Regions from separate parts of the Homo sapiens genome. Here region 2 is linked to region 1. Evidence: chromatin loops called from intact Hi-C (ENCODE). Cell type or tissue: PC-3. All regions are shown on one strand. Links, peaks and the distances in the headings refer to the core of each region. The heading gives the core; the rest is flanking DNA. Region 1 has its middle 14 kb from the start of IL26. Region 2 overlaps MDM1 (Mdm1 nuclear protein).

Region 1 (15,286 bases), core at 4,920-12,919:
CTAAGAAAAAAGGAAGAAATGAAAATAGGAAATACCTAAGGAATAGTAAAACTTAAATGTTTATGGTATTTTAAAGCTCTTGCATATATATTATAACAATATCTAATTGTAAATAGTACTTCCCAAAGCCACCTCTTTACTTGATCTTCCCAATCCTGCTATAAGAAGTAGAGGGGATCTTGTTTTCTCCAGTTTACAGGTGGGAAAGCCGATACTGACAGAGGTTGTGTGACCTGCCTGAAGGCACAAAGCCAGGAGGTAACAAACCTGGGCCTTGACCCATGTCTTTGAACAACAAACCCAACGGTATTCCCACAGTACCATCTTGCCTCTGGATTAATAAGTAAACATTACATATGTATCATTCCAAAATATCCTTATAGGCAGTGTGAGAATAAACCTACCTTTGAGGAAAATTTTGTATGCTCAAATAGCTATTATTGCAATATATCAATACTCTTCATAGCTTTATAGGTTTGGGGTTATTTTAGCATTTTCAGATTTGACAAACTGGCATTATACATATTGGCTACTCGTTCTCTGACAATGAATAGTACACCATCTACATGATCTGCAAAGAATATGGTACCCTAACTATATTTCAAAAATAAGTCAGCAGATTGCCCATCATCGCTCACACCAAAGGTGATGGAAAATAGCTTCCCTGCTGTTTTCATCTTCACTCTTAGCCCAGCAAAAGAAAAAGGAGAAAAGAACGCACAGTGCACAAAGCCTCCCAAGTTTTATCAAAGCACAGGTGACATCAAAATAACCTTTCCATTTCATTTTCTAAGTACATCAACAAGAAGGTTCACAGTAATAACATCAAGAATTGAGGTGATGTTTAGAAGTCACAATTGTGAGAGCTCTAGAAATAGATGTATCTTTTCTGTCAAAACACATTAATTGTTGCTTCAGCTCTTTGACCCGTGTCCCTGAGGCAGTCAACGTGAGCATGTGATAGACTCTGCTTGGGCTGAGCAATGAATTTGAGCCTGAACTTTCAGGGCACCAGGAATGCGATTTCTCCCTTAAGGATCCCCCTCCAACCCAGAGTAAAAGCCAATATCCTTTCTGCGGCCTAAGGACCTATCCTATCTTGCCTATGCTCCTTACCCCTAACCCTCCCTGCCCCCCAACCTCTATTCCTATTCCTCCTCCTGGCTCACCTAGTCCAGCACAATAGGCTCCTCACTCTTGTGAGGCCCATGGAGCAGGCCTGTGTCTCAGAGCGTTTGCACTTGCTGTTCCCTCTGTCTGAAATGCTTTTCTGTATAGTTAGCAAGCCCTTTCAACTCTTTCAAGTCCTTGCTGAAATATCACCTTCCCAGCAGTGCTTTTCCTGGATGCCTATTATAGGCCAAAGGAGGCATGGGGCGCATGTGTCGTCCTCCATGCCCTCAAATTCTTATGTTAAGGTCCTAACCCTCGGCTTCTCAGAATGTGACTGTGACTAGATTTGAAGATAGGATCTTTAAAGAGGTGATAAAGTTAAAAATGAGGTCACTAGGTTGTGCCCTAATGCAGTATGACGGGAGTCCTTATTAGAAGAGGAGATGAGGGCACAGGTAGAGAGGGAAGACCAACTGAAGACACAAGGAGGGGCCATCTACAAGCCAAGGAGAGAGGACTCAGCAGGAACCAACCCTGCCGACATTGTGATGTCAGACTTGTAGCCTCCAGAACTGTGAGAGGATAGCTTTCTGTTATTTAAGCCACCCAGTGTGTGGGGCTTTGTGGTGGCAGCCCTAGCAAACGAATACAATGCCCTAATTAGGATTCACCCGACTCCCACTCCCTCTATCTCTTTTTTTTGTTTTATTTTCTCCAAAGCCGTTATCATTATCTAACATATGATATATTTCATTTGTGCATTTTGTTTGCTATTTATCTCCCTTTGCTAAAATCTAAGCTCTATCGGAGCAAGGATTTTTGTCTGCTTGTTCGTTGCTGTTACCTCAGTTCCAAACAGTGACTGGTCCATGGTATGTGCCCAATAAATACCATCGGGTTACCGGAGACACCTCCCTACCATCACCACAGAATGCCCTGTGGGACAAAATAGACTATAGGGCTATTTGGGCCATGAGGAGGAGGAAGAAGAAATGTGGGGACATTTGGCATAAAATGATGAGCTCTGCTTTCGGAGGGCTTCTCTGGAAGCTTCTTCTTGATCCTCTTCTGAGATTGGGCAGCCACAAATAGTTCTTTATCTCCTAATTTTGCCTTAGACATCTACAGAACCCACAGTGGGCATCCCCTCCCCTGCCTTCATCATTGTTTCCTGTCTCTCCTCTGCATTTCAAACCAAAGCAGAGGGTAGGAGGGCAGATGAGCTGAGTGTCTGGGTTAGATAGGAGCCTCTAGTGCAGCCCTGTGTTGGCTGATGCCGATGACTTTTCTTCTCTCTCTCTCTCTGCATCTTTTCTCTCATAACTTCCTACACACCATCTGTTCCCTTTACTGCAGTTAAATATGTCTGTGTTTCTTTGTATTACAGGCCTAGGTGCTCTCTGATGGTGGGAATCCACTAATAAGAGGTGTCCAGTTCTTCTAGCAAACTTGTCAGTGCTCATGTCTTCCATGGGTTGTGCCCTGAATCAATGCATTTATTAATTCTTTCAAAATGCAAAATAAAAATTATGTGTTGAGCCTCTACTAGGTGCCAAGAGATATCTTGTCTATGCCCCTTACCCCCATCCCTTGCCCCCCCTACAAACTCTTACCGTTATGGAGCTTAGATTCACATAGGAAATTGGCTCAGCCCAGGTTCCCCAGAAGATAGAGCATGAGGATAAGTTTCTGTGCTGAAGCTCTATTAGGGAAGAGTGAGAGTGATGGAAAAAAGAAATTAGGTCAACCAGGATGGGGAGCAAGTTCATGGCAATGCATAAGTGATCTAGCCAGTGCTTTATGAAGAGAGACAGCCAGCCTCTTGGCCATGTAGGATGTCTCCACAAAGGCTATGCAGAAGCATGCCTTGGGTCAGACCAGGGGAAGGAGAGAGGGGAATGAAAGTTAGATGCCAGCTTCCTCGCCTGCTCTAGGAGGAGTTAACTTCTTCAACCTCTGGATGGTACCTGCTCTCTTTAGCAGCCAAGGGGAAGGTAAATTCCACAACCTATTCCATGGCACTTTATCTGAGTCCAGAGTGGAAGAAAGAGCCAGAGATGATCACTGCAGTGGCAGCAGTGGAGCAAGACAGACCAAGAGAATCTGAGATGGTTCCCATGATGATACAGAGATTTATTGTCTATTGTAATAAAAAAAAACTTATTGTTATCAAAAATGGCTAACAGCAAGGTAGGTTCATCAATATAACAAACATATCACTCTGGTGGGAGATGCTGATCATGGGGTAGTCTATGCATCCATGGGACAGAGGGTGTTTATGGGAAATCTCTGTACCTTCTGTTCAGTTTTGCTGTAAACCTAACACGCCCTATTTATAAAATGGCTAACAAGATAAAATGCTACGATAGTCACGATTTTATTTTATTGTTCTGCAATAACAACTGTGGTTGATATGGAAATTTAATGCAATTTTTGTTAACTCTGGGTCACACCCAGTGCTGAATTTATCTGCCATCTGCCACTCATAACAGATCTTAATAGTTGCCCTCATAACAGATCTTAATAGTTGCCCACAAAACCAATGTCTTTTAATCTTAATCATGGAATTTTGTTTGGGTGTCAGTGTGTGTAGTGCCAGGAGATGAACTGTGGATGATCTAAGCCCAAAGTCAGCAAATCATGACGCAAATCTGGCCTGTAGCTGGTTTTTGTAAGGCTTATGAGCTAAGAAGGGTATTTACACTTTTAAGGGGCTGAGAAGAAGGAGAAGGAGGAAGGAAGATAAGGCGGGAGGAGAAGGAGTAGGGGAAAAGAAGAGGAGGAGAAGGAGGAAGAAGAGAAAGACAAGGAGGGGAAGAAGAAGAAATATACAACAAAGACCATATGTGGCCCACAAAGCCTAAAATATTTACTATTTTTCCTTTAACAAACAAAAATCTTGTCCATTCCTAATCTAAGCCAATGATCAGAATGAACATATGAGACATATTTGACCAAACAGATTATGAGGGGATTTCTGCCTATAGGGCAGGTCCATTTGGAGGGAGGGCAAATCAGCATCTCCCTGGGCTCCCCGCCTGGGGAGAGGGAGAGGAGCTTGGTCGCGGTGCACCTTATTTTTCATTTCTGAGTATCATTAAAATTCAATTTAAACAATTATTCTTCCAGCCAAGATGGAAGTGATTTAATTTCTCCATGAGGATAGGTGTACTTCTCATTTTAAGGACAAGGAATTTTCCATGCAAAGGTTCTGGGGCAGTGAAGAGCAGATCACATGCACTCTGTAGACAAGCCCCATTGGAACAACCTTCTGAAGATGAAAGCCTGGAGAGTTTGGCAAAACCATGGGAAGAAAGCTCAAGATGATTCAACCATGGCTTTAAACCGCAGGGTTCCTAGCAGCCTTCACATGTCAGCAATTATCAATAAAAGCAATCCAACTAGGCTGTAGTTGGGTCTCCTACAGTTTGAGTGTTCCCTTTGAGGGAACACCTCTTGTCTGGCTGTGTCAGAAACAACTTAATTGCTGTGTATTTAGTTTTTTGAATGGATTTTACTCCACACCATCAGTGGCACCAGCTTTCGTATCATTCCTGTGAGCACCTGGTGGTGGGAAGTTTTCATGAGTATCAGCTGCCTAAACTCACCAAAGAGAAAGTGAAAGTACACAGCGTTGATGGAATTGTCATATCAGCCTGTAGCAGGTTAGGGGCTGAGGCCCGGTATGAGCCCAAATCCTGTTAGTCCACCAAGCTCCCTTTGCATAAGTCCCATCAAGAACTGCGTTTCCAGGGACTAGAAATAGAAAACTGAAGAGAATTAATGTTACCAGCTACTGGCCGTTTCCCACTGCATTGCCCACACAAGCTGTGCTCTAGCCACACGGACTTGTGGCCCTCGCCTGAGCACTCTATCCACTTTCACATCCCCAACTCTTTGCTCATCTGGGTCCTTGGGTCCAGAAAGCCATTCAATCCTTTGTGTATCCATCTCAAGCATTTACTGAGCACCTATAAAGTGCCAGGCATTTTCAGGGTATAGGGGCTTAAATGTAGGCAACAGTTTCTGTCCTTAAAAATTCTCAAGATAGACACATAACAAGGGATTAAACTACAGTGTGATAAATGCTAAGAGAGATGTAAATTATACCTTGAGAGCCCTGAAGATGGAGCAATTAACTACGGCTGGATTGCAAAGGGGAAGAAAAAAGGGAAATTTCACAGTGTTGTCATTTGAACCCATTTAAATCCTTCTTGTCCTCCAAAAGATCAGCTTAAATGCAACCTTCGGTGCCTTCCCAATGATGATTGTCATCTTGTTGGTGCCTCACTGGTAGCACATGTCAGTCCACTTGTGCCCTAGGCTGTTGCATGCCTGTCTTCCTCGCAAGACAACTGCAGACTCCTTCAGGGCAGCATCCAAATAAAATCTGACCTTGTGTTTTCAAAGCCCATCCCACAGGATCTTGTATATCCTATGATCTAAAAAATCGTTTAGGAACTAAATTGAATTGAAATTTCTAAGGCTTTCACTGAGACAAGCAGCAATGTAAGAGTTCTAAAATTCCTGGGCAGTTACTGTGCTTAAAAATAGCATCTGTGGCGATGGCAAGATGAAAATGTCACAGATGAAAGAACAGCTCACAAAAGCACCTCACAGCCTGTGAATTTCAAAAAGAAACAGTGCCTACTGGTAAGGACTCAGCTGGTCAATTTCTAGGTGCTATAGAGATTAAACTGCACACACATGGCTAACATAAGATTCAAGATGCAGAGAATGAACCCAGATGGTTAAGCCCCATAGAAACAATGAAGGGACTGTGACTAATAGAAACACGTTGGGTCACCCTGAATATTTTTAGTAGCTGTAACAAGAAAAGAGGAGGAAGATGGGCCACACACAACAGAATCAGCCAAAATGCAAGGTTAAGAGGAGTCAGAATTATTCCAGTGAAAGAATCTCTCATCCTGTAGCTTGCATAGTAGCCCAAATTAAACAAAGATTCCTATGAATGCCCTTGGATGCTGCAGAGAGGGAAGAGCAAACACAGAAAGGAGCAAGGGCACTCCTGGGACTGAGGGGCAGAAGGGAATTTTAGGCTCCTGTAGGCGATAGTGCACATTGGCCTCAGCACCTCTACTTCTTTGTGGAGAAAACTGTTGGAGAAACAGGAAAACAAAATATTAAACAGTATTTAAATTTTAGAAATCAAAATACTGTTGTTTCCAAGTTTGTTTTGTTACAGGATCAAAAATTTACACACGACTCAGACACACCCAAAATTGGTTTTATTTATTGTCCATAAATGATTTCACCTAAATTCCCAGACTCCATCCTGCTGCTGGGTGGGAGTTGGGGAGGGGCGGGAAATGGAAGGGGGAAGAAGAGTAAATAGGGCAGAGTCCCAGTAGAAAATGTATGCTACGTTCAAACTGGGGAATGGATAAGAGTTTAATAATAGATTGATTTTCTTAAGGCATTGTGTTAGTGTGTGCTGCTATAACAAAATACCACAGACCAGATAATTTATAAAGAACAGACATTTATTTCTCACAGTTCTGGAGGCTGGGAAGTCCAAGATCAGGGTGCCAGCAGGTTTGGTGTTTGGTGAGGGCTGGCTCTCTCTCTGCTTCCAAGATGGCGCCTTGTTGTTCATTCTCCAGAGAAGACGAATGCTGTGTCCTCACAGGGTGAAGGTGGAATGGAAAAAAAAGGGCCTAACGCTGTGTGGAGTTTCTTTTAAAAGGGTCTGAATCCCATTCAGGAGGGAGAACCCCTCATGACTTAATCACCTCCTAAAGGTCCCACATCTTAATACTATTGCATTGGAGATAAAGTTTCAACATGAATCTTGGAGGGAACACAAACATTCAAACCATAACAGGTGTGGAAAGAGCTCAAGGAAACCAACAAGAAATAGTGCAATTCCCTGAGACTAACAACAGCTAGCTGGCTGTTGAAGTAAGGGTTGAGAGTGGTTTTCAGAACTAACAAAGATATCTATATGGAGAAGGGCTGTCTGCAAGAGCTGAGGCTTTTGGTAGAAGTACATAGCCAACCAGCATGGCAGCCTGGCAGGAGAGCTCCAAGGGATTAGATACTCTGACCTTATCCTCCCCACCCCCCAGCCCACCCTTCGATCTCCCGGTACTTCTTCCATTAGCCAAATACAATCAAAAGCCAGGGAGCTTGCATGTATATGAACCAATCCATATACGTCAGCCTCTTTGGGCACCAAGTAGAGTGGAAAAGTACAGAATATGGATCTGGAGGGCCAGATGGACACCTTGCATCCCTTGTGTCTTCAGCATCCACTCTTATCTTTATCCAGGTGAAAAATGTGTATTGGCAGCCTAGGAAACATATAGAATCTCATCAGCTACCATATCATTATAGGATGATGTCATTGTGGTCATATTCCCACCTGAAAACAAAAATATTAGCCACCACAAGTACTCTTCAAATAAAAGGGAGGAAAGGAGGGGAGAAGACAAACAATGAACAGAAATCCTATCTGCTACAGCTCCTGCTTTTATAGCAATTCGAAAGACCCAAGTTAACAAGTGTGGATTCTTTCTTCCACCACCGCTTTATTTTTCCCTTACCCTCTGCCTGTACCACAGTAGAATGGAGTCCTTTGCCTGGTAAAGTGACTTAAACCCTCATTCCCATAGAAACGGAATGCTTAATGATTCTGTCTCTTCTGAGTTGATGCAATTTTCCAATGAAAATACTCCTGAACAAGGGGCTGTTACAAGAAAAATCCAGTGAATCTCCTCGGTTCAGGCAGAAGATAAATTCACTGAGGCTGTGTTTGCCTCCGAGACAAGAGGACTTCAGCCTTCAACCCTTGGTATTACTTCATTCTCCTCATCTAAGTGTCTTCACTCAAATCTTAAAAACTTCCTTTCAGAAAAAATCACCTGTCTTCCTTCAATTCCTATACGGAGCACTTTCTGCTAGTGAATAATATAGTATAAATGAAGAACCAGAAGAAACACTAAAGAATTTCTTTTCCTGTTTGTGAATGTGATTCATACATAACTCCTATTTCCCAGGCAACCCATGCTGAGTGTCACAGTAAGAGTCACAAGCCAGATTTCTCTGGCTCTGCTCCCTTCCACTCCAATGCAATCATTGCTTCTTTCCTAGACTCTCGTCCTGGCCTTGCTTCTATCCTTACTCCTCCTAGATTTACTCTGCATTATCAACCAGAGTGATCTTTACAAAACATGAGTCATACCAAGCCTTCCTCATGCTTGAAACCCTCTGGTGGCTTTTCCTCAGCCTTAGAACAAAATCCAAAGTCCTGCTCTAGCTTGCAAAGACACACATACCTGGTCCTAGTCAAATGTTGGGCTCATCTTAAGCTTTGCCCTTTACCCAGGCTACTCCAGTCCCAACCTTCTTGCTACTTCTTGAATACGCCAAACTTGCCTCATCTCAAGGTGATATCCCCAGATATTCACATGGCCCATGTCCCCACCTCATTCAGATATCTGCCCTCCAAGAGGCCTTCCCTGATCTCCTTACCTAAATTAACCCCCATTAAGTTCTACCCCCACGCCCTACTTTGTTTTTCTTCATAGCAGATATCCATGCTTGTTATTATACTATATGTCCTCTGTTATATTTACATTAGAATGCAAGTTCTATGAGGACACGGGCTCTGTACGTATGATGTTTACCTTCACACCCCATGGCATCAGGTTAACACCCAATAAGTACATACTGAAAATTAAATAAGTGGCCAAAGTAAATAAATAACTAATTTCATATGTGCTAAGTACAACAAAGAAAAATGAAGTGGGGTGATGGGAGGGGAGGGGAGGGTGTGGAGGGTGGTGAAGAGGTTGTGTTTGATAGGGTGGCCAGCATAGATCTTTCTGAGGCAGTAACATTTGAGCAGGACCTGAATGAAGGGAGGGAATTATCATGAAATATTAGTGGGAAGATTGTTCTGGGCTTAGGAAAACAGCCAGTGCAAAGACTCCTTGTCAGGAGCTAGACTGGTGCATGTGAGGACCAGCCGGTAGGCCTTGTGACTGCAGCAGAGAGCTCAAGGGAAGGGTGATAGCAGATGAGACTGCAGAGGTGGGGTGATGATATAAACTTTCAGTTTCATTCTCACTGTGAAGGGAAGCCCTTAGGGGAAGCCAGGATGTGCCCAATCTACTGTTTTTAATTTGTAAGTTTACTTTGGCTCCTGAGTTAAAAACAGACAGTAGGAGGAACTTTAGAAACTTCAATACTATGGTAATTTAGAGGACAGATGATAGTGGCATGGATGGGCTTTAGCCAGAATGAGAAGTGAACAGATTCAGCCGTTACTTTGGAGTTAGAGCAAACAGGACTTCTGACACATTCAATGTGCAGGGTTAGGGAAGGAAAAACCAAGGTTGACTCTAGCTACTTCTGAAATATATCAGAATATAAAGTCTCTCAGTTTCTTACCTTCCAATTTTAGGGGTAAATATTCTTCCACTTATAGCTCAGTTTCCAGAAGACTGGCCAAAAAAAATATGATATCAACTTTTGCTCTAGTCATTACATGGAGACTCATTTGGAAAAGGAAAGACTCCTTAACCTCAGCTAATCACAGAAAAAAAAATATTATAATTCTATCATCCCTGAAAGGGAACATCAGTGCCTCTCAGCATTTGGAACCTGCCATGGGTGAGCAGCAACTATCTGAGGCCCATGGTACAGGTGGTAAAAGAACTTACCAAGACAGTTGTAGGTAAAGAAAGGCAGATTTATTAGAGAAAGTATGATAATATGTTGCAAGAGTGCAATGGGCAAGTTAGTAAAAGACGGGCTAACTGCCGGGAAACAAAGGCTTGCTGGGGATTTTGTAGACTGGAACGTGGGCCGAAGAGTGCTGCCTGCAGTACTGATAACGCCAAGGCTGCAGGGAGCTAACTCGCCGGTGTCTGGTGGTAAGCTGGGCACAGGAGGGCTATATGTCCTGGACCATGAAGAAAAGCAGACTTTATAGCTTATCTACTTGCTTTTTTTGCTTTCCCTCAGTCCCACCAGCCTAACTCCTTTTCCTTAATTAGGACTTCACATTCCCCCCCTAACAGAGCAAGAATGACAAATCTTTGGCATGTGAGTGAAGGTCTCATCTTCCAACTGCTTCCTGCTGACCAGAAGTGAAGAGTTGGCCCTACCTAGGATTGCTGCTCAGTTAGGAGGTTCCATGGGTCTAAATCCCTAAGTTAGGACTTAAATTGAGCCGGGTTGCTGTGAGACTATGGGGGAACCGCATTTGCAGCCTAAAATTTTGTTCTGCTGCATCCAAAGGAGAGTCATGGAGTTCTTTTAGAAGCTGATATCCCTCGCTGCAGTAACATTTTGGTTTGAGATTATTGTATTCTAGAAGACGCAACATGAGATATTGCAGTAAAAATATGTGGTGCAAGTAAACAAACTAATATGAACATTATTATAGGGGGGAGAAGTTGGGCAACCCATGGCCAAACCCAGCTGGAGAAATTTTGAATAGTTGTGCCAAAAAAAAAATCTTGACGAACTCTTTTTTGAAGGCCCTCTGATACCTTGATATTCTCTTTTACCTTTTTTAAACTTTCTTCTATTTGACCTGAAGTATTGATGTAAAAGCAGCAGGTTTCACTTAACAGCACACAAGTGCCTCCTGCCTTGGTGGTAAGCACATCTAAAGCATGTTGATTCTGCAGGACAACCCCTGACAATGAAATTAGGGCCTGTTTCTGGGCCTCAATGGCTGTGACTTTAGGTTTCCAAGATTGCTGGACTAAGATGGTGAGTGTATTAGTCTGTTTTCCTGCTTCTGATAAAGAGATACCTCAGACTGGGCAATTAACAAAAGAAAGAGGTTTATTGGACTCACAGTTCCATGTGGCTGTGGAGGCCTTATAACCATGGCAGAAAGTGAAAGGCACACCTCACATGGCAGCAGACAAGAGAAGAGAGCTTTTGCAGGGAAACTCCCCTTTTTAAAACCATCAGATCTTGTGAGACTTATTCTACTATCAAGAGAACAGCACCCATGATTCAATTACCTCCCACTGGGTCCCTCCCACAACATGTGGGAATTCAAGATGAGATTTTGGTGGGGACATAGCCAAACCATATCAGTGAGATTACAAATGCTGTGCTTGAGCATGGGTATACCTGCAAACCAAGAGTCCACTGACTATAGAATATTCTAGACCATTTCTCTCCATAATGGGATTATCAGTGGCAAGGATGCCAAATGGTGGGAGGTTAAGTTCCACTTTTGTTTTCTTTCTTCTGATGATCTTTAGAGGGCTCCACTTAGGAAGAACACCAAATTTGGAACTTGGCCAGAGGTTATGAAGTTCGAGGAGTTATATATATGCGCTCCAGGTATGGCTGCAGCTGTAGTACAGGTGCCCATCCACTTAATAGGCAAGGCTAGAAACATGATGGATACCCATAAAAAGAAGAACCCAATTCCTTTTAATGAAACTCCCAAGGAGGGACTTTGTAACCAGGCATAGGCGTGATCAGTTTGGATTCCAGTATAATTTGCATAAATAAGGGGATTTCATGGTCCCCGGGGATTAAATGTGAACGGGCAATGACCGAAAAAGTAGTTATCCACACATAAGGGAGTCAAAGTTTCACTTGTTGTGTTGTGTAAATATGGGGCCTGACAGATAAGAGTTCTAAATATTAATTGGTTAAAGGAAAATCGAGGAAAAGCTGTATTAGTGAGGTTAAGAAGTTGTCCAGTTTCAACCCCTATTCCTATATATTCCATCCCAGTTGCTAAACTATTTACAGGCATAAAGGAATCATTTTAAATTTTGCTGGCATTAACTTTGTTGTTTTCCCACCATAGAGAAAACCTGTGGAGGTCCTCGGTGAACTCATCAGTCATCATACAGCTCCCATTCCTGGTGTGTCTCTTTATAGTTGAAGGTGTAATTACAATGGGCTTGTGTTAAAGCCCCTAGGAAAGGGCCAGGCCCTTCTGAGTTTCTGAAGTCTCACTTTACAGGCCATTTCTGGTGCCTTCCCTATTCACTGGGTTACAGTGGATGATTGCCATGAGAGATCAATTGGCCTAGGTGCCCCCCCTATACCTGTGTTTTTGGTGTACGTGTACATAGTGTAGTCAAATCCAGAGTATCAAGTATTGGGCTTGCATGGTAGCCATTTCTTCTCTAGAGAGTGGGATGGCTAGGAATGTAATGTTATTCTCGACTGCCTGCCTATGTGGGCATATCCAGCAGTTAGTACGATGTGGTATGTTAGTAACCTGAGATATTACTGGGTAGAGCAGGTGCCTGGTTGCAGCCATTGAGGCAATAGTTAGCCATGATAGACACCAACAAAACAGAGCCATATTTAAGGAAAATGACAATATATAGTAAACTTAGAAAAGAAGAAGGGCTGCAAAGAGTATGAGAAAAACAGTTAAACAAATACCTAGTATCTTAGCACATCAATGTTGTGGTTTAGGGGTAAATAACATTACTAGGACAAGTATAAAGAAATTTCGGCCCTGACACCTGTAAACCCAGCACTTTGGGAGGCTGAGGCGGGCTGATCACTTGAGGCCAGGAGTTCAAGACCAGCCTGGCCAACATGGTGAAATCTTGTTTCTATTAAAAATATAAAAATTAGCCGGGCATGGTGGCAGGCGACTGTAGTCCCAGCTACTCAGGAGGCTGAGGTGGGAGAATCACTTGAACCCGGGAGGTGGAGGTTGCAGTGAGCCAAGATTGTGCCACTGTACTCCAGGCTGGGTGACAGAGCAAGACTCCGTCTCAAAAAAGAAAAAGAAAAAAGAAAGAAAGAAATTTCATCTGGGTAGTAGTTTTGGAAGTCTCCCTGCAAATAGCAATTTTGTACTATTTCCCTTATAAAAGCATTAATATTAAGAGCATGAAGCTGCTCAAGGGAGGCAGATGGATAATTACTGAGAGCTTGCAGTAAAATTGAATAAAAAGAGCCGCTTTAAGAGTAGTATTTAAAAGAGGTGTTGGATTTATTTTCATTAACTTTTAAGGAGGTTAAAAATTCTAGGCTGCTTGATTTAACAAAACCTCTTTTACCTTTTTTCTTTAAATGAGTTTTCAATGTTTATATTCTAGTTAGACCATAAATAATGAGTCTTATCTCAGCACTGGCAGCTTAGTAACAGCAGATTTAAAGCAGGCAGAAAAAAGAGGGGGAAGACAGAGAGCTTTAGGAGACTCTACTTAACTCTGTAGTGCAGATTGACCATTTGAGCTCTGAAGTTTTCTCGTTGTAATTTGCCCATTAGTTTAAAATGTGCACAGAAACAGGCCATAATATGTAACCAGCTGGAGATTTAAAGAGAATGACAAAATCAGGGGTTAGGACATTAGAAACTGTCTTTCCCTTTTAAGGCTGGACCCCTGGAATGAACAGAAAAAGAGAAAAAGAAAAGCAAAGAATGGAGAGGAAAAGGTTAAGTTTTATGGGAGGGCTTGTGAGCCTTCCAGCCACTGCACAGCCTGTGGAGCAGGGCCAGCACCTCTACCACTTTCATTTATCTCCCATCAGGGAAAGCCTTAGCACCCCAGACTTCACAGTGTGAGACGAATTTCTCCCACTTCCACCCGTCACCAGCTAAGGTGACCTGTTCCAGCCAGAGCCGAGAGCCCCTTCAGCTTAAGGCCATTAGGAGTTGGGATTTTGTTCCAGGGGCCCTTCGGCTCTCAGGGCAATCCCGTTTCCAGTGGTGGAGCTTGCAGCAGAGGGGGCAAGCCATATGGGGCTTTTTTCCTTTTATTTCATTGGATCAGTTTGCCTTTCTTCTTGCCTGCTCTTCTGCTCCAGTGGTGGTTATCTGGAGGAGAGTGCTTAGGGCAACTTGGAGGGGGTTGGGGACTTGTAAAGCAGCCAACAGTTAAGCCTGCCTCTTGTCTCTGTCTTTTTCTTTCTTCTTAGCTTTGTTTTCTTTATTCTGCTTTTGGTTATAAAGACTAAGGAGGCTAATTTGAGGATTGCCTGCATAGGAGCCATGCTGTATTACACAAGAAAATTAGAAGCTTCTTTTTGAGAGTCTGAGGGTTAAGTTTGTTCCAATGCTTTAGAATGCAGCCTAGAGGTGAGTCTGAAAGAATAGATGGGGTTGTCCCATGGCGGGACTGGAAAACACACCACTCAGAGCCTCATGAACTGCATTTTTAGAGTTCCCAGTACTCACCACTACATCACGGAACCTCACACTGAACTGCATTTTCTCTTGGGGCATCCCACCGAGATGAAAAGCGGTCCACTTGCATCCACCAAGGGGACTTGGGTGCACTTTCTAATGGGGCATCCTACCTATTAGTAAAGACCTCTCAGCCACTTGGGGACCTTAACTTGGATGATTAGTCCAGGTACTCACTTAACGCTAGATGATCAGCCTAGATACGAGGAAAAAGGTAAAGGAAGAACTCCACCTGGCGCCAGCCCAGGGAAGGGGCAGGGAAGGGAAGACTCACTGTTCTGAGGCTGTCTGAGTTCACCTTATTCAGCAACATCAGAACAGAATGGCTGGCTGAGTCCATGGGGGAATTCAGAATGAGAAAGAGAGGGTCTGAGGCACCCAAAACATGTGTGAATTCGCTCTGAATGAGCCTCCGCTACCAGTCATGCCACACTTAGGGATTAGGGACTTCTGACCAGAGAAGAGAGGAAAAAGCCTTCCTGCCTAATGGGAGAGGCAGATAACTCTGTTCACCCTCTGACCTTTAGGCAGCACCGGAGAACAGCCCTGGCCAGTTACCATCAATTGCCAGAGAGATACTAGAAGCTGGCTGCTGAAAGACTGAAAAGAGAAAATAAACTTAGGTGCCTCACCTGAATGGGCATGGAAGTCAGATGCTTCCACGGGGACACCTTTCAGCCCACCAGAGTGTAGCTCTGGCCAGAGACCTACAATTGTCTCCGTGCTTAGATGCTATCCACTGAGGGTTCCAAGTTGGGAAAGAGAGAGAGGCAAGAGAGTTCCCTATGAGGAGAGACAGCCCCCATGCAGAGAGAGTTCCCCATAAGGAGAGAGAGCTCCCCATATGGGCCACCAAAATGTTGTGGGTGAGTGACAACTATCTGAGGCTGGTGGCACAGGTGGTAAAAGAATTTACCAAGACAGTTGTGGGTAAAGAAAGGCAGATTTACTAGAGAAAGTATGAAAATATGTTGCAAGAGTGCAACGGGCAAGGTAGCAAAAGAGGGGCTG
Region 2 (14,144 bases), core at 6,145-14,144, 70 kb after region 1:
CATTCTACCCAACAATTGTAGAATATACATTCTTCTCATCATTTCACATGGAACATTTTCCAAAATAGACCACATGACAAGCCACAGACAAGTCTCAATAAATTTAAGAAAATCATACCAATTATCTTCTCAGACCACAGGGGAATAAAACTAGAAATCAACTCCAAAAGGAATCCTCAAAACTATACAAATACATAGAAATTAAATAATCTGCTCTTGAATGATTTTAGGGTTAACAATGAAATCAAGATGGAAATTCAAAAATTCTTTGAAATGAGTAACAGTGACACAAGTTATCAAAACCTCTGGGATACAGCAAAAGCAATGCTAAAAGTTTATAGCATTAAATGCCTACCTTAAAAAGTCTGAAAGAGCACAAACTGACAACCTACTATCACACCTCAAGGAACTAGAGAAACAGGAACACCACGGAATACTAATCCTCCATTAAAAGGAATGAAATAATGTCTTTTGCAGCAACTAAGATGGAGGTGGAGGTCATTATTCTAAATTGAGTAACTCAGGTATGAAAAATCAAATACTGCATGTTCTCACTTACCAGTGGGAGCTAAGCTATGAGGACACAAAGACATACAGAGTGATACGATAGACTGTGGGGACTTGGGGTGGGGGAAGGGATAAAAGTCTACATGTTGGGTACAGTGTACACTGCTTGGGTAACAGGTGCATTAAAATCCAGAATTCACCACTATAGAATACATCCATGTAACCAAAACTACCTGTACCCCAAAAGCTATTGAAATAAAAATTTTAAAAAACACAAAAGATAGAAGATAAAAATTAGTAACCCTTTCAAATTTAAAGACAGAGATGGAAAACAGGAGAGGTAAGATAAAAAATAAAATCATGTCCAACATCTGAATAGGAGCCCTAGAAAGAGGAAATAGAGAAAGGAGAGAAATTTTTTTTTTTTGGCCTCCCAGACTTAAGCAATTCTCATGCCTCAGCCTCCCAAGTAGCTGGAATTACAGGTGTGCACTAACACACCCAGCTAATTTTTTTGTAACAGAGACAGGGTTTCATCATGTGACCCAGGCTGGTCTCAAATTCCTGGCCTCAAATGATCTGCCTGCCTTGGCCTCCCAAAGTGGCTGGGATTACAAACATGAGCCACTGTGCCTGGCCAGGAGAGGAAATTTTTGACTGAATAATTCAAGAAAATGTTCCAGAAGTGAGAATTTTCCAGATTGAAAGGTCTATGGAGTACCAGCAAAATGAATAAAAAAAATAATACTCTCTCAGAGGCACATCATAAAATTTCAGAACATTAGATATGAAGAGAAGATCCCAAAAGCTGCCAGAAAGAAAACACCACACATAGAAGATCCAGAATAAAAGGAGCATCTGACTTCTTAACATTAACGATGGAAGCCAGAAAAGAGCTGAGCAATGCCTACTAACACTAAAGGAAAGTCATTTCTGACTGTGAATTCTACACCCAGGCAACATTTGGCAATGTCTGGAGACATTTTTGGTTGTCACATCCAGAGAAGAGGTGCTACTGTCATCTATCTAGTGGATTCCCTGTATGTGTATGAATAAGAACTTGAGAGATATCTCACACATATATAACAGCAAAAAGTGAACTTAGGTGCAGCACAATTGGTCCCAAGGAGGGAGTTTTCCTATTTAAAGAAATTTTATTAATACATTAACCAAAAATACTAAATAACTGATTTATTAACATAAAATGCATTCTTAGACTTTGTACCTATCAGCATAACACTTTATTTTAAAAGACAAAAAATTAAAACCAAAATAATTACCATTGTGCTGAAACTCTGGATCTCTAAGAGAGCCCTGAATTCGTCGAGAGGGATGCCAGTAGGATGGAACATGTGGTGGAGAAGGCAACTGTCCAGGGGGATTTGTTGGGTATTTTGGAATTTTTGAAACTGGAAGAGTTGCCTCAGCAAATTTGTGGATATTGTCTTCAGAATCTTCCCGCAAAGGCAGAGGATCAACTGTTTTTATACCAGCAGCTGGAGAAGTCAGTAGGGATACAGCACGACTTTCTTTCTAAATGACAAAAAAAAAAAAAAAAAAAAGATGCCTATGTGTAGATATGTAAATAAATAAGCCAAACATTTAAATGCAAAAAACATAACCAAAAAGCAGAAGGAGAAATATGAGAGAATTTATGCAACATCTATGTGGGGAAGATATGATATAGACAAACAGACCTGGCTATATAAACAAAATACGTAGACATTTTAAAAATTAAAAGAAAAATGCAGAACTTGGAAAAAATACAACTTTTATGACTGACAATGAATTATCATTGCTGCATAAGTATTTCTTTAAAAACAGTAAGAAAAATATAAACCTAATTAAAAAGTAGAAAAAGGATATGAATAAGCAATTCATATAATGTACACACAAATCACAAACAGCAAACGTATTCTTCCTTACTAATGATCAAATAATTATAAAATGAAAGCACTGAGATATTAATTTTTCACGTACCAAATTTCAAAAATTAATTTTTAAAAGCACAATGATACCAGAGCTGGCAAGGATGTAGAGAAACTGGCAACCTCATAGACTGCTATTGGGAGTACAATCTTTCTGGGGGGCCGGCAAAACATAGCAGAAGCCTTAAAATTTAGCATTCTTTGACTTCTTTGACTACACAATAATACTTGGGGAGTACTCACAAACACAAAATAATATAAACAAAAATGTAGTTACAGATGGATTTCTTTACAGTATTTCTTCAAAACAGACTAAGAAATAACAATAGAAATTTGAGTAAAAATTAGATTTTAACAATAAGCATCTGGTTTTAAAAAACTGTGGTGTAACTATAGATTGCACGTCGCCATAAAAATAAGATTATGAATATTTCATGATGTGAAAATATGTTAACAGTGCTAAAAATAGATTATAAAACCTTTCTACACTATGATAAATAAATAACCAAATATACTAACACATATATACCTAAATACCTCAAAAATTTAACAGTGGATGTCCCTGAACAGTACATGTGAGATATTTACCTTCTTTTTTAGTTTGGTCAGTATTTGCTGTTTTCCACAATGACTATGTATCACTGTCCTAGAAGTCAAGAACAATTTTACTTTTTAAAAGAAGGCAGCTAGCTGGACACACTGGCTCATGCCTGTAATCCTAGCAATTTGGGATACTTGGGTGGCCAAGGCACAAGAATTGCTCGAGCTGGGGAGGCAGAGATTGCAGTAAGCCATGATTGCATCACTGCACTCCAGCCAGGAAACGGAGAGAGACTGTCTCAAAAAATAAAAATAAAAATGGTCCAGGTGCAGTGGCTCATGCCTGTAATCCTAGCACTTTGGGAGGCCGAGACGGGAGGATCACTTTAGGCCAGGAGTTTGACCAGCCTGGTCAACACGGCGAGACCCCATATCTATTTATTTAAAAAAAAAATTAAATTAAATTAAAAACAAAACAAGGCAAACCAGTAAAATCAAATACAGTTCCAAACTTTCCTGATTATTTCTTGTAATTGTTGCCTTCACTTATTATCTTTGATTCTATCAATGTAACATTCAAAACATTGCTTTCTAAACTTAGATATCATTTTCTGTGATTGCAGAGCTTATTGCTTCAAACTGGCCTAGGGCTGTTAGTCTCAACCAATAAACATACTTCAAATCAATATGAAGGATAAAACCACAAATCTTCCACTTGTTTTCCTTTTTAAACAAGTATCACTTAGTACAATACAAATAATTCCAAAGAGAAATTGTTCTTTTTTTTTCCTTTTTCTATATATATGAACAAAATTTGTGATCTCTGTAAAACTGGTTTTACAATTGCTGAAAACACCGGAAAGAAACCTGTAAAATAAAAGACATGGGGTTCCCAGGTTTAACGTAACTGATTCTGCGATCTGTTTTTGAGCCTAAATCCTCAAAAGGCCAATAGGCCTCACTGCTCTACTCAGCCCTGTGTACAGCAGTTCTCCACTGAGGAGCCACAGTGACTTGATTTGCCCTGTGAATCATATCCTATTTGCTTTGTTGCTTCTGATATTCCAGAGGTTTCCCAGTGACATCAGAATAACATCCAAGAGAATAAACCCCACTTGATTATAATGAATTATCTTTTTGATGTGCTGCTGGATTCAGTCTGATAGTATTTTGTTGAGGATTTTTGTGTCTACCTTCATCAGGAATATTGGTCTACAGTTTTCTTTTTTTGTTGTTGTGTCCTTGCCAGATTTTGGTATCAGGATGATACTGGTTTCGTAGAATGTGTTAAGGAGAAATCCTTTCTCTTTGATTTTGGGGAATAGTTTTAGCACATAAACAGAATTAAAAACAAAAACCATATGATCATCTCAATACATGTAGAAAAAGCATTTGATAAAGTCCAATATCCCTTCATGATAAAAATCCTCAACAAACTAGGCAATGAAGGAACATACCTCTCAAAATAATAAGAGCCATCTATGACAAACCCACAGCCAATATCATACTGAATGGGCAAAGGTGAAAGCATCCCCCCTAAGAACAAGACAAGGATGCCCACTCTCACCACCTCTATTCAACATAGTACTGAAGTCCTACCCAGAGCAATCGGGCAAGAAAAAGAAACAAAAGGCATCTAAATAGAAAAAGAGGAAGTCAAATTATCTCTGTTCACTCACAATATGATTCTAAACCTAAAAAAACCCTAACAATCCCTCCAAAAGACCTGATAAATGACGTTAGTAAAGTTTCAGGATACAAAAATTAACGTACAAAAATCAGTAGCATTTCTACAAACCAATAATTCAAGCTAACAACCAAATCAAGGATACAGTCCTGTTACAATGGCCCCCCAAAAATAAAGTACCTAGGAACACAGCTAACCAAGGAGGTGAAAGATCTCCCCATGAACTACAAAACACTGCTGAAAGAAATTATAGATGACATAAACAAATGGAAAAGCATTCCACGCCCATGGATCGGAAGAATCGATATTGTTAAAATTGCCATACTGTCTAAAGTAACTTACAGATTCAATGCAATTCCTATCCAATTACCAATGTCATTTTTCACAGAATTAGAAAAAGCAGTTCTAAAATTCATAAGGAAGCAAAAAAAAAAAAAGGGCCCAAAGCAATCCTAAGCAAAAAAAAAAAGGAAAAAAAAAAGAACAAAGCTGGAGGCATTACATTACTTGACTTCAACCTATTACTATAAAGTTACAGCAACCACAACATCATGGTACTGGTAAACAAACAGACAGACTAATGGAACAGAAAAGAGAACTCAGAAATAAAGCCATACACCTACAGCTATCTGATCTTTAACAAAGATGACCAAAAAAAATGAACAATGGAAAAAGGACACCCTATTCAATAAATGGTGCTGGGAAAACTGGCTGGCCATATGTAGAAGAATGAAATTGGACCCCTATCTCTCACTATATACAAAAATTAACTCAAGATGGATTAAAGACTTCAATGTAAGACCTCAAAGTACAAAAATCCTAGAAGAAACCCTAGAAAAAACTCTTCTGGACATTGGCTAAGGCAAGGAATTTATGACTAAGTACTCAAAAACAAATGTAACAAAAACAAATTGACAATTGGGACTTTTGCACAGCAAAAGAAACTATCAACAGAGTAAACGGACATCTTACAGAATGGGAGAAAATATTTGCAAACTACATATCTGACAACGGACTAATATCCAGAATCTATAAGGAACTTAACAAGAAAAAAACAACTCCATTAAAAAGGGGGCAAAGGACATGAACAGACACTTCTTAAAAGAAGACAAAGCAGCCAACAAACATGAAAGAATGCTCAACATTGCTAATCACCAGAGAGATGCAAATCAAAACCATAATGAGATATCATCTCACACCAGTCAGAATGACTATTACCAAAAAGTCAAAAAATAACAGATGTTGGCAAGGATGCAGAGAAAAGGAAACGCAACCCCTTTGGAAAGCAATATGAAAATTTCTCAAACAACTAAAATTAGAACTACCATTCAACCCAGCAATCTCACTACTGAGTATCTACCCAAAGGAAATCATTCTATGAAAAAGACCTGCACTCATAGGTTTATTCCAGCACTATTCACATTAGCAAACTCATGGAATCAGCCTAGGTGCCCATCAATAGTGGATTAGATAAAGAAAATGTAGTACATATACACACCATAGAATACTGCGCAGCCATAAGAAAGAATGAAATCATGTCCACTGCAACAACATGGATGCAGCTGGAGGCCATTATTCTAATTGAATTAACACAGAAACATAAAGTCAAATACTGCATATTCTCATTTATAAGTGGGAGCTAAACAAGAGGTACACACAACATAAAGATGGAAACAGACACCAGCAACTACAAAAGGGGGAGAAGAGGGAGGGGTGCAAGAGTTGAAAACCTACCTATTGGGTACAATGTTCACTATTTGGGTGATGGGTTCAATAGAAGCCCAAACCCCAGCATTACACAATATACCAATGTAACAAACTTGGACATAAACGCTCTGAATCTAAAATAAAATTCAGGCTGGGCACAGTGGCTCAAGCCTGTAATCATCCTACCACTTTGGGAGGCCAAGAAGGGAGGACTGCTTGAACCCAGGAGTTTGAGAACAGCCTGGCAACACAGCGAGATCCCCAACTCTACAAAAAATTTTTTTTAAAAATTAGCCAGGCATGGTGGCACATATCTGTGGTCCCAGCTACTCAGGAGGCTGAGGTGGGAGGATTGCCTAAGCCCAGAAGGTTGGGGCTACAATGAGCCGTGATTGCACCAATGCACTCTGGCCTGGGCAACACAGCAAGACCTTGTCTCAAAAAGCAAAAAATGGGCCAGATGTGGTGGTTGTAACCTGTAATCCCAGCACTTTGGGAGGCCGATGCAGGTGGATCACTTGAGGCCAGGAGTTCAAGACCAGCCTGGCCAACATGGCAAAACCACATCTCTACTAAAAATACAAAAATTAGTCAGATGTGGCCACAGGTGGCTATAGTCTCAGCTATTTGGGAGGCTGAGGCATGAGAACTGCTTGAGCCTGGAAGGCAGAGGTTGCAGTGAGCCAAGATCGCACCACTATACTCCAGCCTGGGCAACAGAGCAAGACCCTGTCTCAAAAAAAAAAAAAAGTGAATATAAAATTAAATTAAAAAAAAAAAAAAGAATAACATCTAAGATCCTTACTCGGCCTCCCTTTCTAATCTCATTTCCTGCCCTCTCCCCTTCCCTCTCCAGGCTCCAGCCACACTTTTAATCTCTCTGGGTTCTTGCCCTAGGGAAAAACACTTGCACTTGCTGTTCCTTCTTTTTTTTTTTTTTTTGAGATGGAGTCTCACTCTGTCGCCCAGGCTGGAGTGCAGTGGCGCGATCTCAGCTCACTGCAACCTCCGCCTCCCGGATTCAGGCAATTCTCATGCCTCAGCCTCCCAAGTAGCTGGGACTATAGGCGTGTGCCACCATGTCCAGCTAACTTTTGTAATTTTAGTAGAGACAGGGTTTCACTGTGTTGGCCAGGCTGATGTTGAACTCCTGACCTCAAGTGATCCACCTGCCTTGGCCTCCCAAACTGCTGGAATTACAGGCATGAGCCACTGCGCCCGGCCCCTGTTCTTTCTAATTGGAAAACAATCTCTGCCCCAGATCTCTGCATGGGCACCTTCCTCATCAGTCAGGTCTCAGCTAAAACGTCATCTCCTTAGAGGTGCCTGTCCTGATGGCCCAAACTAAAGCTGTCTTACCCATCCCTTAGAGACCTGTAGTCTTATTTAATTCACAGCGCTTACTACTATGTGAAATTATTTTCTTAAAAAATTGTCTATTCCTCCCAATGAAAATGTAAGCTTCATGAAGGCAGGGATTTTGACCTGATTATCAATAAATCCTCAGATCCTAGAACAGTGCCTGGCACTTGGTAAGAGCCTATTAAATATTGAATTGAATGAATGAAAATAAAACTACCCTCCAAAGAGGCTCCTTGTCCAGAGTTCTCTTGCTCAGTGCATGGTACCTCCATCAATCTTGTTGGGCAAGCCAGAAACTTAGCAGGCATCCCTGTCTCTCATCCATTATCCAACCCAGCATCAACCTTAACATTGTTCCCCTTACATAATTGTGCAGTTTCATCCACTTCTGTCTATTCCTACCCTCCTTCATCCAAGCTACCAACACCTCCTACGTGGACTACTGCAATGGCCTTTTAAGGGCATTCACAGCCTACTCTTGCCTCCTATGGCAGCCGGACAGATCTTGCAAAACATATATCCATCACAATTCCCATACTGAAAATATTTCAATGGCTTCCCATTGCTCTTGAGATAACGAAAGAAATCCCAATGTTGCCATGTTTTCCAGCCTCATGTTGTACCAGGCTCCCTGCCACACACTGTATTGGTCTTTGTTTCCTCAAACTCTACATTGTTTCTCTCCACAAGATCTTGGCATATGCTAGGCTCCTTCTCCCCATCCTTTTTTCCTGGTTAATGCTTCCTCTTCTCCTTTATCTTAGCTCAATTATGAGTTTTTCAAAGAAGCATCATTGACTTCCAAGAAGGTTTCTGATCTCCATGATTAGAACAATTCCTTCCAGAATAGTGCTAAGTACTTTTATTTTGAAACTCTTATTAGTTTTAATTTCATTTCTTTTTTGGTGTGATTAACATGTATCTCCCTTACCAGACTGCAGGTTTCATAAGATTATGTACCATGTCTGTTTCTATCCATTATCATTGCCATAGCATGTGGGTAAATCTGCTAAATGAATGAAGTGAGCAAATCCACACTTGGGTTTTTAATATAAAGATTTGAAAATGTTTCCTGATGATCAAACCAATATGAGAATTCTACCCTAAAGTTTTGGGACATACTGATAATTTATTGGAAATTGAATGACCTATGGGTTTAATTTTATACATAATAATAACGTAATTTCTTATCAATGCTTTTATAAGAGAATATAAGGGGAAAAACTGATGGTGTATATCAAAGTTTAGTGACTCCTCTGCCTACCAGTAACCAAGGGGTAGACACTGGGAAATAACCAAATCTAGCTAGCTCCTGGTATAGTCCCTGGTAGTGCTGGTCGCAGAAAATTCACATGGAAGGATATCCAATCAAGTTGTCAATAATAAACTTGTGTACGTATGTACATATGTATGTATTTATTGGTTTGGAGAGAGTCTTCCTCTGTCTTCCAGGCTGGAGTGCAGTGGCGTGATCTCAGCTCACTCCAACCTCCACCTCCTGGGTTGAAGTGATTCTTGTGCCTCAATCTCCCAAATGGCTGGGATTACAGGCATCTGCCACCACGCCCAGCTAATTTTTGTATTTTTAGTAGGGACAAGATTTCCCCATGTTGGCCAGGCTGGTCTTGAACTCCTGGCTTCATGTGATCCTCCCACCTTGGCCTCCCAAAGTGCTGGGATTATAAACATGAGCTACCGCACCAGGCCAGAAACTTATTTTAGAGGAGTTGGTAATTAAAATGTTAAAAGTGTATAGTACTCACAGTGAGACAGAGAATGGCATTAACATTCTAAGGGATGATATTACTCTATTTAGATTATTCAATAAATTAATTCCACAGTAAGTGAAAATAATACATATAAATCCAGCCACAAATATGGATGAGTCACTCGTTTTGGCTGAATCAGCTGTGTGTATACAGTTGCCTAAAAGCTCACACCTTCCAGATGGCAGCCTGGATTTCTAAGGAGGAGTAAAACAGTCCATTAAGATCTGATTCTCATGAGTCCTCTGACCATATTCCTAATGTCACATTTCCTTTAATAAACCAGTGTATACATAAGCAACAGGAAATAGTTTTGATATTCTGTCACTCCAATAACATTCATTCAATCTGTTACGTGCTATGAGCTGGACTCTGTTCTAAGCACTGGGGATTAAGAGGTAGAGGGTGCTCTGATCCCATCTCCCACCTGTTCCCAATCCCTGAAAACTCCTACTTTGTACTCAAATTCACAAACAGCCATCAGCAAAATTCCCTATAGATTTTCAACCTTTTCTCTGAATGTTCTCTATTCTACTCCAACCACTTACACCCATGATGTTAAGTTAAGCCTTGTCATTACTGGTAACTGCAACCTCTCCATAACCTAAATTTCTGACCACCATTTCCTAACTTTAAAACTAATCCCCACAGGTGCCCCAATTCCAACAAGTCTTTTATTTTACCTAGACCATCCATCCACCGATCCTATCACCTCTGCACTCTTCTCAAGTCCCAGTGTCCTTCCCTCACCAACTCATTATAATCCCTTCTTCATATATACCTCAACTCCATTCCCCTTTTTCTCACTTTGTCTTATTCTCATGACAAATTCAAAACCCTAGGTAAATCCAACTCTATCTGATAAAAGTATCCTGCACTTCTGCAGCCAAACATTACTGGAGAAGGGCACACAACCCTTCCTGACTGGTCTTCTGCCAACTTTGTGACCACCAACTTAAAATGGCCCCTTAACATTGGCCTAAAATATCCCACATTCCCCTGGCCCACTCACTCTCCCACTCTCTGAGAAGACTACTCTATGCCTTCACTTTCCTCAAATCTCCAACATCTTCCCCAGCCTTATTCTCAGTAAGGATCTTTCTTCACATGTCACCAAGAAGCAATAAGAAGAGGTCTTCCAAAAGCTGCCATCACATCTTCCTACATTCATCAGCAGTGCCTGCCCATGAATTCTGCTTTCCCTCTTTTAACAATAAAGAAACAATCAGTGTCTAAAGCCAACCCTTCCATATCTCCACCAGATCCTAAGCCCTTTCTCCTACTCAAGAGCATCTTTCCAACAACTTTCCCCTCACTCCTGCATCATCAACTTTTCTCTCTCCAAAATTATTCTTGTCAACATACAAACATGCTGTTGTGTCTTCCATCTTGTTCTCACTTCTCTCAACTACTCCTGCATTACTCTGCTTCCCTTCTTGGAAAAGAAACTTCAGAGAATTATCTGTGGCAGCTTTCTCCAATTCTTCTCCTCTTTTTTCTCTTGAATTCACTTGCACTTAGGCTTTTGTCCCTTCCTTCCACCAAAACTGCCCTTTATCAAGGTCACCAAAGACCTCCACGTTGCTAAATCTGATAAGCAATTGTCCTATCTTACTCACCTATCTGTAGCATTGACTCTCCCTCCTCCTTGACACCTCCAGGATACCAGTCTCGTTTGTCACCACCTCACTGGCTGCTCTCCTTCAGTCTCCTTTGCTGACTAGTCCTCAACTTCCCAATATCAAAAAACTGGGGTTTAGACCTGTCTACAACTATTCTTCTCTGTCTACACCCACCCCCTTGATGATTTCCTCCAGTCTCAATACTTTAAAAACCTGACCCACCTAAGCTATAAAGAGCCTCAAATCTGTACCTATAGCCCAACTTCTCCTCTACACTCCAAACCTATATAGTCAGTTCCCTATTCAACATGTCTACTTGTATGTCTAATAAGCTTCTCAAATTTAGAGTGTCCAGAACGGAATTCTTGATCTTCTCCAACTCAGTTAAATGGCGACTCCATCCTTATTGCTAAGGCCAAAAATCTTGAGTCACCCTTGATTTTTCTCTTTCTCCCACCCCAGATCTTATCCATCAGCAAATCTTGTTGGCTGTACCTTCCATGTGTATCCAGAATTGAACTTTATATGACCTTCACTGCCACCACCAAGGTCCAAACAACCATCACCTCCTGCCTGGATAGAGTAAGTGACTCCCAACTGTTTTTATGCCCCAGCTCTTGCTCTACTACTACCTATTCTCAACACAGCAGCCAGAAAGACCTTGGAAAAAAACTAAATAAAATCATGTCACTCCTCTGCCTTTCCAATAGCTTGCCACTGCATACAGAAAAAAATTCAAAATCTTTGCTATGATTTACAAAGCCCTACACAATTTAGCACCCCATTATGTCTCTGAACCCATTATCAACACTACTCTCCCTCTCATTCTCTCTCTCTCTCTTCCAGCAACAGTGACCTTCTAGCTGTTCCTCAAGGGGGCAGGTACCCCCTTCACCTGAGGGATCTGCACTTACTGTTCTTGTCACCTAGACCTTCCCAGATCCGCATACAGGTCAATCCCTTACCTTTTTCAGATCCTGCTTAAATGCCACTCTCGCACCGAGGACTTCCCTGGCCACTTCCTGTTCACTTCAGCAGCTTTATTTTTCTCCTTAGCACTAATCAGTATCTAAAATACTATGTATTTTACCTGGTTATTTTGTTTATTGTCTCCCTCCTCCACTAGAATGTAAGTTCAATGATGGCTATGATTTTTGTCTGTTTGTTCTCTGCTATATCCCCAGCACTTAAAACAATGCCTGGAACATAGCTGGAATACAACTGTCACACAGCAGATGCTCAATGAAAGTATTGCTTTCTTTATCTTCCTATTGAGTCACTACTGACAAGGTTGAAAGTGTATCAACAAAAACGTAATGCTTCTAACAGAAAAAAAGTCAAGCCTTTTGCCTTACTAAAAGCAGGTTAACAGTATCATCTCCTCATATGATAGCCACAATTCTCTAAAATCTTAACCCATCATTCATTTATTACATGTGTCTACAATAATTAGTCCTAGATGAGATGCTTTTTTCCCCAAAACATGTTTACCTTAGTAAAATCATTCTTTGAAGTTTCTAAACAATCCTGAGAGGTCATTCTTTTCCTCTGTTCTGGGGCTGGAGGCTTCATCTTAGATGGAGACACTAAAACAGCACCACCTGGAAAAATAAAGATGACAGTTTCAATTACACTAAATTAACATGTAGAAAAAGCAGGTTAAATAAGAACTGCACGGTGTTTGCCGATTACCAACAGCTGGAGTAGTGAGATCATGATGAGTCCTCTGGATTCCACCAAGTTCTCTCAGCTTGGGAGTAGGAAGCCGGCCTCCTTTTTCTGAGGATACAGAAGAATCTGACCTATAAATTGAAACAATCTATGAATCTATACAGCATTTCCTCGAGAAAATATGATAAAAAATACTTTGCCATCATTGTGCAATAATAAAGTATAAAACTTGTAAGAGGCCAGGCGCGGTGGCTCACGCCCGTAATCCCAGCACTTTGGGAGGCCGAGGCGGGCGGATCAGGAGATCGAGACCATCCTGGCCAACATGGTGAAACCCCATCTCTACTAAAAACACAAAAACAAAATTAGCTGGGTGTGGTGGCGGGCACCTGTAGTCCCAGCTACTTGGGAGGCTGAGGCGGGAGAATGGCGTGAACCCAGAAGGCGGAGCTTGCAGTGAGCCGATATCGTGCCACTGCACTCCAGCCTGGGTGACAGAGCGAAACTCCGTCTCAAAAAAAAAAAAAAAAAACTTGTAAGAGAAGGCCATTTTGTTTCTGAAAAAAATAACCACCAAATCCACATGCAGTTAAAAGCGACTGAAATTTCCAATAATGAATAGAACTAAGCACAAGATCAAAAATAAAACAGAACACTGAAAAAATAATATAAGCTATATCAACTATATCAATAGAAGAAAAACAACCCACAAAGAAAAAAGTGACTGAATACTGGATAATGGGGAAAATCACTGCCAAGTCAGCACCGGCACAGCAGAGAATCCTTCCTCACATCAAGGCTCAAGTTCCATAACATCCATGAATGAATAAAGGATTTAGATTATAGACAAAAGGCACTATTATCATAGGTGGAGAAGAGCCACTCCCCAAAGCAATTTACACATAAAACAACAGGAATTAGCTATTTTCAGAAATCACTTTTTAAAAAATATTATAAAACATTATCTTTTTTGGTAGAATCATCTGATATTAAAGAACACCAGTTTTTTTCTTTAAAGTCATTCTTCCAGACACATTTGCAAATCTGGCACACCATAAATTATAGGACGTAAATGAAAATAATCCTAACTACTTCCTCCCAAAGTAGGCCAGAATTCAAGTATTCAATTACCAATCACTAGTGACTTAAATACCTGAGTGAATCAAATTATTCACCATACAGCAGTGCCTCCTTTGTGACATTGAAATAAAATCTGCAATTTATTAGTCATAAAATCAAAAGAGTAAACCACTATATTTAGTGACAAAATACATATCAACCATGTAAATAACGCTTCTCTATACTGAGTAATTTAAAACTCTCACCCTTCTTTCATCTTATCTGCCTTAGATTT

Evidence for each region. Peaks named below come from ENCODE experiments on the same cell type or tissue, not always from the same donor. Only the 100,000 strongest peaks of a DNase experiment are listed, where the experiment ranks them.
Region 2: it touches region 1 in a loop (4-fold over the local background); 22 of 110 quality-filtered maps call a loop at or near these places.

The regions. Positions count from the first base shown.
Region 1 is chr12:68,232,029-68,247,314 of GRCh38, forward strand. No RefSeq gene overlaps it. Among named protein-coding and RNA genes, the nearest start is that of IL26, 14 kb to the left of the region's middle. RefSeq lists an enhancer at 9,177-9,316. In PC-3, for the core only: a CTCF peak has its summit at 5,259; a DNase peak (open chromatin) is centred at 8,283; H3K4me3 peaks cover 807 bases; H3K27ac peaks cover 2,378 bases.
Region 2 is chr12:68,300,833-68,314,976 of GRCh38, forward strand. MDM1 (Mdm1 nuclear protein) reads right to left here. Exons shown (of 15, transcript NM_001354969.2): 10 at 14,116-14,144; 11 at 12,812-12,921; 12 at 12,611-12,720; 13 at 1,788-2,040. Among named protein-coding and RNA genes, the nearest start is that of MDM1, 24 kb to the right of the region's middle. In PC-3, for the core only: no CTCF peak of the experiment used is centred there; a DNase peak (open chromatin) is centred at 9,729; H3K27ac peaks cover 1,613 bases.